Regions from separate parts of the Mus musculus genome. Here region 2 is linked to region 1. A link is a loop called in an ENCODE intact Hi-C map of the cell type or tissue named here. Cell type or tissue: left cerebral cortex. All regions are shown on one strand. Each heading gives the region's core, and the rest is flanking DNA. Links, peaks and the distances in the headings are about the cores only. Region 1 overlaps Gm36723 (a long non-coding RNA gene). Region 2 holds the start of Gm36496 (a long non-coding RNA gene).

Region 1 (5,375 bases), core at 263-5,262:
GTATTTTCTTCATTTACATTTTTGTGCTATCCCAAAAGTCCCCCATACCCTCCCCCCCACACTCCCCTACCCCCCACTCCCACTTCTTGGCCCTGGTGTTCCCCTGTACTGAGGCATATAAAGTTTGCACGACCAATGGGCCTCTCTTTCCACTGATGGCAGACGAGGCCATCTTCTGATACATATGCAGCTAGAAACAGGAGCTCCAGGGTACTGGTTAGTTCATATTGTCCCACCTATAGGGTTTTAGATCCCTTTAGCTCCTTGGGTACTTTCTCTAGCTCCTCCATTGGGGGCCCTGTGATCCACCCAGTAGCTGACTGTGAGCATCCACTTCTGTGTTTGCTAGGCCCCCACATAGTCTCACAAGAGACAGCTATATCAGGGTCCTTTCAGCAAAATCTTGCTAGTGTATGCAATGGTGTCAGGGTTTGGAGGCTGATTATGGGATGGATCTCTGGATATGGCAGTCTCTAGATGGTCTGTCCTTTCGTCTCAGCTCCAAACTTTGTCTCTGTAACTCCTTCCATGAGTGTTTTGTTCCCAATTCTAAGAAGGGGCAAAGTGTCCACACTTTGGTCTTCATTCTTCTTGAGTTTCATGTGTTTTGCAAATTGTATCTTATATCTTGGGTATTCTAAGTTTCTGGGCTAAAATCCACTTATCAGAGAGTACATATCATGTGAGTTCTTTTGTGATTGAGTTACCTCATTCAGGATGATGTCCTCCAGGTCCATCCATTTGCCTAGGAATTTCATAAATTCATTCTTTTTAATAGCTGAGTTGTACTCCATTGTGTAAATGTACCACATTTTTTGTATCCATTCCTCTGTTGAGGGGCATCTGGGTTCTTTCCAGCTTCTGGCTATTATAAATAAGGCTGCTATGAACATAGTGGAGCATGTGTCCTTCTTTCCGGTTGGAACATCTTCTGGATATATGCCCAGGAGAGGTATTGCGGGATCCTCCACTAGTACTATGTCCAATTTTCTGAGCAACTGCCAGACTGATTTCCAGAGTGATTGTATAAGCTTGCAATCCCACCAGCAATGGAGGAGTGTTCCTCTTTCTCCACATCCTCGCCAGTATCTGCTGTCACCTGAATTTTTGATCTTAGCCATTCTGACTGGTGTGAGGTGGAATCTCAGGGTTGTTTTGATTTGCATTTCCCTGATGATTAAGGATGCTGAACATTTTTTCAGGTGCTTCTCAGCCATTTGGTATTCCTCAGATGAGAATTCTTTGTTTAGTTCTGAGCCCCGTTTTTTAATGGGGTTATTTGATTTTCTGGAGTCCACCTTCTTGAGTTCTTTATATATATTGGATATTAGTCCCCTATCTGATTAGGATAGGTAAAAATCCTTTCTCAATCTGTTGGTGGCCTTTTTGTCTTACTGACGGTGTCTTTTGCCTTACAGAAGCTTTGCAATTTTATGAGGTCCCATTTGTCGATTCTTGATCTTACAGCACAAGCCATTGCTGTTCTATTCAGGAATTTTTCCCCTGTGCCCATATCTTTGAGGCCTTCCCCCACTTTCTCCTCTGTAAGTTTCACTGTCTCCGGTTTTATATGGAGTTCCTTGATCCACTTAGATTTGACCTTAGTACAAGGAGATAGGAATGGATCAATTCATATTCTCCTACATGTTAATCGCCAGTTGTGCCAGCACCATTTGTTGAAAATGCTGTCTTTTTTTCCCATTGGATGGTTTTAGCTCCCTTGTCAAAGATCAAGTGACCATAGGTGTGTGGGTTCATTTCTGGGTCTTCAGTTCTATTCCATTGCTCTACTTGTCTGTCGCTAGACCAGTACCAAGCCGTTTTATCACAATTGCTCTGTAGTACAGCTTTAGGTCAGGCATGGTGATTCTACCAGAGGTTCTTTTATCCTTGAGAAGAGTTTTTGCTATCCTAGGTTTTTTTGTTATTCCAGATGAATTTGCAGATTGCCATTTCTAATTTGTTGAATAATTGAGTTGGAATTTTGATGGGAATTGCATTGAATCTGTAGATTGCTTTTGGCAAGATAGCCATTTTTACTATATTGATCCTGCCAATCCATGAGCATGGGAGATCTTTCCATCTTCTGAGATCTTCTTTAATTTCTTTCTTCAGAGACTTGAAGTTCTTATCATACAGATCTTTCACTACCTTAGTTAGAGTCACGCCAAGGTATTTTACACTATTTGTGACTATTGAGAAGGGTGTTGTTTCCCTAATTTCTTTCTCAGCCTGTTTATCCTTTGTGTAGAGAAAGGCCATTGACTTGTTTGAGTTAATTTTATATGCAGCTACCTCACTGAAGCTGTTTATCAGGTTTAGGAGTTCTCTGCTGGAATGATATGATCTCCTGAGATTTCTAACATCTCTTAAAATAGCACCATTAGGTAACAGCCAAGAAAACATAGGAGCTTATGAGGGAAACTTTCAAATTGAAACACTAAAAATTAATTAATTAATTAATTAATTCCATGAGCATTCACTGTATGCATACTTGATCTATGTGTGTTGTTACATACTCAGCAAAATGATCCTCAAACTGAGAAGAGATGGAATATAGACGATGCGAATGTCAAGCATTCTCATAACCGATATGGATTAGGCTGGGTTCCATGCCAGGAGCTCTGTTCAGCCTTGTCTGTGAACTGACCTGCGGATCCATACTATAGATCAGGTAGTAGAGAACTGGGCACTGCAAACATACTGCTCCTTTAATGTGCCTTGGGTTCTTTGTGGTATCTGACTCCAGAACTTGGGATCTTAGTACCTGTGCCACAGAAGACAGTGGAATGTAATGAAAAGAAGTGCCCAGTTCCCTGAAAGAGAGGCAGGGGGTTGCCGGGGTGGGTGCGTTATAAGGTGGTGCCTAGAGAAAAGGATCGGGAAGTCCACTATTCTCGAGACAGACTTTTGGCCTTGCTCATGAATATATTGCTGAAAAATAAGAAAATGCCAAACTAAATAGCTCTCTACACGTTATAATAAGAGGGGAGGAAGGGAGTGGGAGGGAGTAGCCAGGAAACAAGACTGACTGTGGGAGATAAGAGAGCAGTCAGTGGAACGAGGAGCTCTCCCTCGTGCTTTTCACGACTTCAGCTCACAGACATATGCTCCGCAGTCTCCTCTCTCTCCCTTTGCCAAGAGCCCCGCCTTCGCCCGCTGGCCTTCAGCAGCTGCTCTCCCCTGATAGGTGCCCATCAGCACTACCCAGCCTCACTCCGGTTACTTCCGGTGCACACCTTGACCCCTGACTGTCTAGATCCCTCCCTCCGCTGTAAATGGTAATAGAAGTAGCTATCGCCCTACAGATTCCTGGTCCTAATTTTGGCAAAGCAATTCTTTAAGTGCTTCAAGTGTTAAAGGATTAACCCTTTCCTTCCAGTCCTAATTTTATGAGTACCAATGACAACCTTGACACCTAGTGTGTTGCCAAGTGTAAAACACATGCAAGGAATTTGGAAGTGGAGATCAGCTCGGAGAGTGCTTGCCTAATGTTCACAGAGCTTTGGGGCTCTATCCTCAGCACCTCAGAGACCAGGCCTGGGGCACATAACTGTAAATCCCAGGAGACAGAAGCAGTCATCCCTGGCCATCTAGTATGTTTGAGGCGAACATGGACTACATCTTGTCCATGGAACAAAAACACTAAAGTAAATGTTTTTATGGTTTAAAGTGCATCCCCTCCACCCCAAACAAATAAGATAGGGGAGAGAAACAGAGATAGTGATGCTCTGAACCTTGGTACCTTAGGCTTTGACCTTAGAGATGGTCTTTCCAGAAGGTCTCCCAGAGAGGATGAGGTCATTAGGTTGGGCACCGAGCGACTAAGAGCAGTAAGAAGGGAACAACACAGAGGGTACTATGTGGCCATACAATTAGAATCCAGCTGGGCTTTTCTAGGCATGGGCTACCCAAGATGCCCAGATAGGAGACCACAGAAGCTAGAGCCCAGCAGCTCAGATCCTGGCTCCCAGGAGGAAGAGTGGCTGCCATATGTGGTACAGACTCCCACCATAGAAAACGAAACACTTCTCTACGCTTTTAGTTACAAAGGCCCAAGCAAAAATACACAGTAAGTATCTAGAGCCTACAGAAAGGAAAATGGGCCTTTATTGTGAGTTCCCAGATCTGTTGCTGGCCTCTGAGATGGTCTTTCATATATGCCATGCGATTTGCTTTGTTTATTTGTTTCACTTTCGTAAATGATGGAAATTCAAAACTAAGAGTTTGATTCTTGGATGTTCTAACTTTCCATATTAAAAAAAAAAGTCCCTGTGAGTCTTTGATGAGAGAGAGAAGGAAGGAGGTTGCTGGTGTCACCTGGGACTGCATGTGATGTTAGGTCCATCTATAAGAACTCTGAAGGCTCATCTCTGAGAGCTAGCATTCAGTCATCAGAGGAAGTTCGAGTCATCATGCACTCGCGAGGAGTTTGTCACGCACGAATTGGTACCTGGCAGGCTCCGTCTTTCCTAGGATTTCTGCCACCAACTGTCACTACATCGTTTTCAATTTGCACATCCCCATCAGTGCCAAGCTTGAAGTACCTCTGTGCGACTTGTAATTACAGAAATGCTCCCACGGCCCCTCCCCAAGTCCCCAGAGGCTAAATTTGCACATGTTGACAAAGTAATTCCTTGATTTTGTTTTCTGAAGGAGCACTGTTGTAAACAGCCAGTCGGTGTCAGAAACAAGCAGTGTTTCCTCCTCTACAGCTTAATTGTTCTCTTGATTTCCAGGTTCTCCTCTCCTATGAAATATGGCATTTTCCAGTGTCTTGTATGTAAATAAAGCCATGAGAACATTACACAGGTTTAAAAGCTCAAGACATATGATAAATGGAGGCTTCTCGGGTTCTCCCTGGGGGTCCTGATGGTGGTCCCCAGAAAACATGAAACAGAGGATTAAGAACAGACAGGAGCAATGGGGCATTCTGGAGATGTAGTCAGGGTACCTGGGCACTCAGCTGCTTCTTCCAATGGCCATTGCTTGTTGGCACTTTTGACCATCTGCCACAGTTTCCAGCCATGTAGTGGCTACTGTACACACCACTGATTTGGTCTCTTGGCTATAATGCACCCAGTGACCAGACATCATAGAATCAAGGCAGGTCTAGCTTTCGTCCAAGTCCCAGGCCACCACCTGGCTCCTGACTTCCTATGTCCTTTCAGGTCTTCCTCCTGGATGTTTGTCAGTTTTATTCTTCTGACTTCAACCTTCCATGGAGCCAACCAACATGGAAAAGCACACAAAGGATCCATACCATCGTCGAAAACAACCAAACAGGATCTTTCCTCCAGCCTCCTGCTCAGAGGAGACCCCAGAATCTCACTTCTTTCCCTGTATAAACCTTCACAACCTTCCTACGCCGCATT
Region 2 (5,375 bases), core at 74-5,073, 280 kb before region 1:
AACACTCCTAGCAACCAGTTGGTAAAAGCTGGGGACATTTTGTAGTTCACAGTATCTCATGGCAAAGAGTAACCTTGTTAAAAATACCTGTCAACTATGCCTTGTGGACTCCTTGCCCAGTGGGAGAGCCAGGTGTTAATTTGCCACACAAATGAGCAGTCACACAGCACCCATACTCTGAAGGAAGCACAGGGAATCAGCAGGATGATGCTGGACCCTCCCCAATGCCAGCTGGACCCACAGGATGATGCTGGGTCCACAGCCTACTGAACAATGCTACCCTCATTCAAGAAAGGCTTTCTGTTTTCAGTTAGGCCTCCCTGGAAATCCTGGAAATTCCCTCATAGACACACCTAGAAATATATTTTATTAATTTCCCAGGTATCTTTCAACCCAATCAATTGTTAATCACCACTAACCATCACATTTATCCATATAATAAGCTAGATGCTAATCTTCTCTGTTTTTGTAGAGGCCAAAGTACCCAAAGCCACACAGGTCAACAGACTGGAGATCTACCTAGACACAGCTAACTAGTGCCCAGCCCAAGAGCCTGTCCCTTAACCTCTCATTTATCCCTGTGTCGTAGCTCCTTTTCTGGTTATTATGACCAGTACTTGACAAGAGGCAACTTAAGGGAGAAAGGATTTATTTGGGATGAAATTTTGAAGGTATAGTTTGTCATGATAGAGAAAGCAAGCTAGCAGGAACACACAGCTATATGCTTATCTCTATGTGGACCACGAAGTGGAGAGGGGGCAGGAAGTTGGGCAGGACTGTAAACCTCAAGGCCTGCCTCCCCAGAGATCCACTTCCCCCATGTAGGCCCTTGTTTTAGTTACTTTTCTGTTGCTTTGATAAAACGTCATGACCAAGTCTACTTCTAGAAGAAAACATTTATTTTGGCTTATGGTTTCAGAGGACTACAATGAGTGATGGAGGAGGGAAGATCAGCTCACATTTTGATCCACAACCACGAGGTAGAGGAAGAACACTGGGAGTCTTTTAGAACCTCAAAGTCCACCCCCAGTGATACATCTTCTCCAACAAGGCCACACCTCCCAATCCTCCCCAAACAGTTCTACCAAGTATTCAAAATAGGAGCCCAAGGGGACTATTCTTTAAATCACCACAGCCTCACCTTTAAAAGGTTCCAGAAACTTCCCAGAGAGCACCATGAGCTGGAGAGCAAGTGTTCAAACACACAAGCCGGTGTGGGACTTTTCCTAGCCAACCTGTAACACTCAACAACCCTTCTGCTCCTCTGTCTTCCAGCCGAGACATGCCACTGTTTGTTCTTGGTCCTCTGGGCAGGTAGCAAGAATCTTATGGGAAGAGCCATCTGTTCTCATATGCTTTGAGTGTGAGATGTTGCTGCTCAGGACAGTTGACTATGCTTTGCTGGTCCTGAATTTGCCTTCAGTGATGACATTAGCCAAGGCAGGAGTGATTATACCATACAAATTGGCACAAGCTACAACAAGGGCTGCTTTTAATTTCTTTACTCCCTGGAGCTGATTGTTGCCCCTCTGCTAGTATGCCATATCCCCAAGACTTAAGATTTCCTGGGGCTCACTCATTGGAAACCTCTACCTCAGACAAGGCTCTGTCTGGATTGGATGTTGGGAGGCCTCTGGCATCCTTGCAGCTTTCTTATCTTTGCTGCGTGTCTGGAAGTCTTCTGTCTGTCTTTCAAAGGCCACAGTGGCCTAGGCTCCAATTTACTGGGCTCTCAGGTTCTGGACAGCAGGAGGGAATCAGGGCTGCCCACTGTAGCCTTTCTTAGGATGGAGTAAGATGCAGTAACTTCTGTTTCTTTCCCTCCACATTCACATAGCAGCATCTCAGGGAGGGTAGCATGGGGCCCAGGATCTTAGAGCTGACATTTCTACCTGCCAAAACATAGTGAGATTTAAGTGTGAGCAGAGACAGGAAAGGCCAAGGGCTTTCTTGTCCCTTAGAGAGAGACAGGCCATGCCATGTTCCCTGTGGAGGGTACCTGCATGAGCTGGGGTTCTCCCATGGCAGGTCCCCATGTTTGCTCCATCTGACAGATAAGGAAACTGAGGTTCAAAGAGGAAGTAACCTGCCACAGACACAGACTGTGAGGGACAGATGTGAGAGCTTCTCTGGGGCAGAACCAGAGGCTGGCTTCCACATTTCTCTAGGCTCAAGTACAGAGATCAGCTCAGGACCAACATTACCTTCAGACCCCTCGTTGGATATCCATATCTTCCCGACTTGCTGCATGAAGAAGGGGTTTCCCCAGCTGCCTATGAGAGGCCAGTAGGAAGTGCTGCTGTCCCCGTGTTCAGCCTTGTGTATCAGGTCTGTGGCTTCTCCAAGGCTCACTGAGGCAATTGGAAGGATCCTGAGGTTTTGAAATTGCTACAGGCTTTGCTTGGGTTGGTAAGCCAGCTGACAAAGTAAAGGCAGGCATGGGGTGGTCACCATGGTCTCTTTTGGCCACATCTGATGCCTAGACCCCCTCATTCCTGCTTATAAGCCCACAGTGCCCACTCCCATGTGAACAACTAGCTCGTACATTTCCCCATTCGGCCGGTGGTGAAAACTGTGCTATTTTAAGCCCACATGGAAGTATGTCTTTTTTTTTTTTTTTTAAAATAAGGACCATCTGCTACCGGCCCCAGCCCAGATGATACAGTTGGAGCCTACCCACAGCATCCTCTCCCGCCTTCAGACGGTTCCAGGAACGAGAGTGAGTCAGACTCAGCTGAAGCACGTCTTGCTAACCCAAGCAATAGCCCAGGGGCCCAGCATAGGGGACCACCTGCTCCCAGGGCAGGTGTTCCCTGCAACCTCTCCACACAGGGAAGGAATCTCACCCTGAGCTTCATGGGGCACTCAGACCCGCCTTCCAGATGTGCCCCTTCCCTTTCCAAGGGACTGCAGCCAGCCACAAGTTCAAGCGCAGCTGCTACAGCTCCTGGCCCTGGCAGCTTGTCACAAAGCGCGTCACACAGTGAAGCTGGTGGCTCACAGCTCGGTCACTTCCTGCCAGTGGCGGCTCTCAGAAGAACTCCTGGGTCTACTTTAGGTGCAAAAAGGGTAATTGCTATCAGGAAAGGACGACCAGGGGTGGCGTCGTAGGCAGCTGTGTCTCTGGGCCATTGAGAAGGTACCTTTAAACACTAGTGGCTCAGCAATGCTACCCAGCTATCGGCCCAGGTGCAGCTTTCAGCTCTCCACCTGGCTGCCCTTCCTTAGCAACGAATGTCTCATTGTGAAGAGAGGCCATTAGCTTCCAGTGCACATCTGGCTTACAGACCATGCTTGCTCCTCTCAAGTGTGAGGCAAATACAGGATTATCAGACCCATCTATGATGCCAGCAAATGTGAAGGAGGACCACACATGGGAAGGGTTTGTTCTGCTGCCCAGCGATCGATCATGTTTTGTATCATACGGAGCTGTGACTGTGCCATCTGAGTATGCTGAGAAGCTGTAGAGACCTGGAAGGCCAGACTCTCTGGACTTGTCACCACCCCAATGCACTTCTTGAGCCCTAGAACAGCCTCCAACCCCAGCCCCAAGGGACCCTCAATAGAGAGTTCACAGGTAATGGTTCTCCAGCCTGGCTATTAGATCATTGTAGCTTTGGCCTTCATTCGTGATGCTGGGAACCTGGGGACCCCAGAGGCCAGGATTCAGCTTGGTGTTTATCTTCTCTGAAGTTCCCTTTCTCCTCCCGTGGTTATGGCTGTGCCTGGATGTGCTTGTGTTGGACAGAGCACGGTCCCATTGTGAAGTCACAGCACCAGTCCCCACAACGGGTTCTGGGGTCCTGTTGGGGCCTGAGCCCTTTCAGTCTTGAGTCCCTGCTAGCATAACTTCCTGGTCTGGAGTCTATCTGCTGCTCCTGTAGAGCCTTGCAGTTTATCTGTGGTCAGTTTTCTCACTCATTTCCTGCCAGCTGCTACTGGTTTTTCAGTCAGCTTCTAGAGCTACAGTAATTGGGAAAGTGCACAGTCCAAGTGGTTCACCAGCTGTGGCAGGCGGGACGTGAAGAGTGAGGCATACTCTGTGTCGAGCAGAGACGGGCACCTCCACCCAGACTGGGTCTGTCCCTTGGGCCTCTGGGAGTGACACAGAAGAGGCTCTAGGGCACATACTCATTGTAAACTGAAAGCTGGTGTATGTATGCATGTGTGTATGTGTGACATAAGGGATTTTTTTTTCCTGAAGCCAAAATAAATGGTTTCATGTTTTGAGAAGGCTGAGTTTGGTCTCTTTCACGGGGAACCCTAGGCTCTCTCTTTCTCTTTGAGGTGTGATGGGTGAGTTGTGCTAGGCCACTGACTGGGCTATCTGATCACACTTAAACTTTTGTTCCTTAGCATTTACAAAAATGAAGAGAAGGAAATTCCCATAGTGGAGCAAATTACTCCTCCAGCCCCAGCTCTTTGGACATGTCTATTTGTTATTCTCATTTTATGCCGTGGAATAGTGTATTGGAGCTGCTCACATGCCGGCAATCACTACTCAAGGGTCTCTCTATCCAGAGGCTTCTCTGCAGGGGTGGCCCTGTGTGGACAGCAGAGTCCCCAGAGGGTAGAATAAGGACCAGAGGGAGAGCAGTCACCTGGGAACTTGTATAAGGGGTGGGATGCAAGGCTGCCTTGAAGCCTTAGGCCCGGGGCCCAGGGGATTGGGCCAGCCATCTGCCTTCTACCTCTCAGCTGGCCCTTCTACCTCTCAGCTGGCCCTTCCTATGACATCATTAGTAGATTTTTATTAATCTGTTGGTACATATGAATTGTGAAGAATGAAAATGACACCCCAGTGTGGACGTACACAGCGGAGTCCACGTGTTTTCTGCCCTCTTCTTTCTGACCAGTTCATCCTCTCCCGGGTTTGGAAGGGAAGAGTGCCAGGTCACCTAGAAGCACCCAGAAGCCGTGAATGGAGTTGATGTAGGCCACCAGGTGCATGCTCAGAGACACCTGTGGACTTGTGTGATCCAGGCACGTGGTCTGAGCAGTTAATGCTATTCCTGGTGTGAGCACCAGGACTCCATGATAGGAAGCTGGCTTTTGTCTGGGCTCGTCACCTTTACCATGTGGTAGGATCTACCTTTTCTGGGTCCATAACATCTCTTGGGCCACTTCACTGGCCAGGATGACATATGCCCACTGGGCCTGGGTTCCAGATGGTACCTTCCAATTTCCTCTCTGAAGTCTAAGAAGTCACTTGCCAATGCTTGTCAATTTCTTTCCAATCACTGTGTGCATGTGTGTGTGAGTGTGTGTGTTTGTATATACATGTATTTATAAACATATAGACACCATAGTACAACCTCATCTGCTGTTCCCCAGGTACTGTCTGTCTTTTAAAAAATTTCTTTAAAAAAAATTTT

What was found. Hi-C counts contacts between places; a loop is a spot of excess contacts. Peaks named below come from ENCODE experiments on the same cell type or tissue, not always from the same donor. Only the 100,000 strongest peaks of a DNase experiment are listed, where the experiment ranks them.
Region 2: it touches region 1 in a loop (9-fold over the local background); 2 of 42 quality-filtered maps call a loop at or near these places.

What each region holds. Positions count from the first base shown.
Region 1 is chr12:25,464,865-25,470,239 of GRCm38, forward strand. Gm36723 (a long non-coding RNA gene) reads left to right here. Exons shown (of 12, transcript XR_001780577.2): 10 at 5,172-5,375. Among named protein-coding and RNA genes, the nearest start is that of Gm36886, 7.1 kb to the right of the region's middle. In left cerebral cortex, for the core only: no CTCF peak of the experiment used is centred there; DNase peaks (open chromatin) are centred at 3,076, 3,928 and 4,466; H3K27ac peaks cover 334 bases.
Region 2 is chr12:25,186,624-25,191,998 of GRCm38, forward strand. The region is part of intron 5 of Gm36287 (a long non-coding RNA gene); the gene reads left to right. It overlaps Gm36496 (a long non-coding RNA gene), which reads right to left and starts at 4,221. Exons shown (of 3, transcript XR_381348.4): 1 at 2,847-4,221; 2 at 2,205-2,418; 3 at 882-1,892. In left cerebral cortex, for the core only: no CTCF peak of the experiment used is centred there; DNase peaks (open chromatin) are centred at 2,711, 2,932 and 3,908; H3K27ac peaks cover 1,607 bases.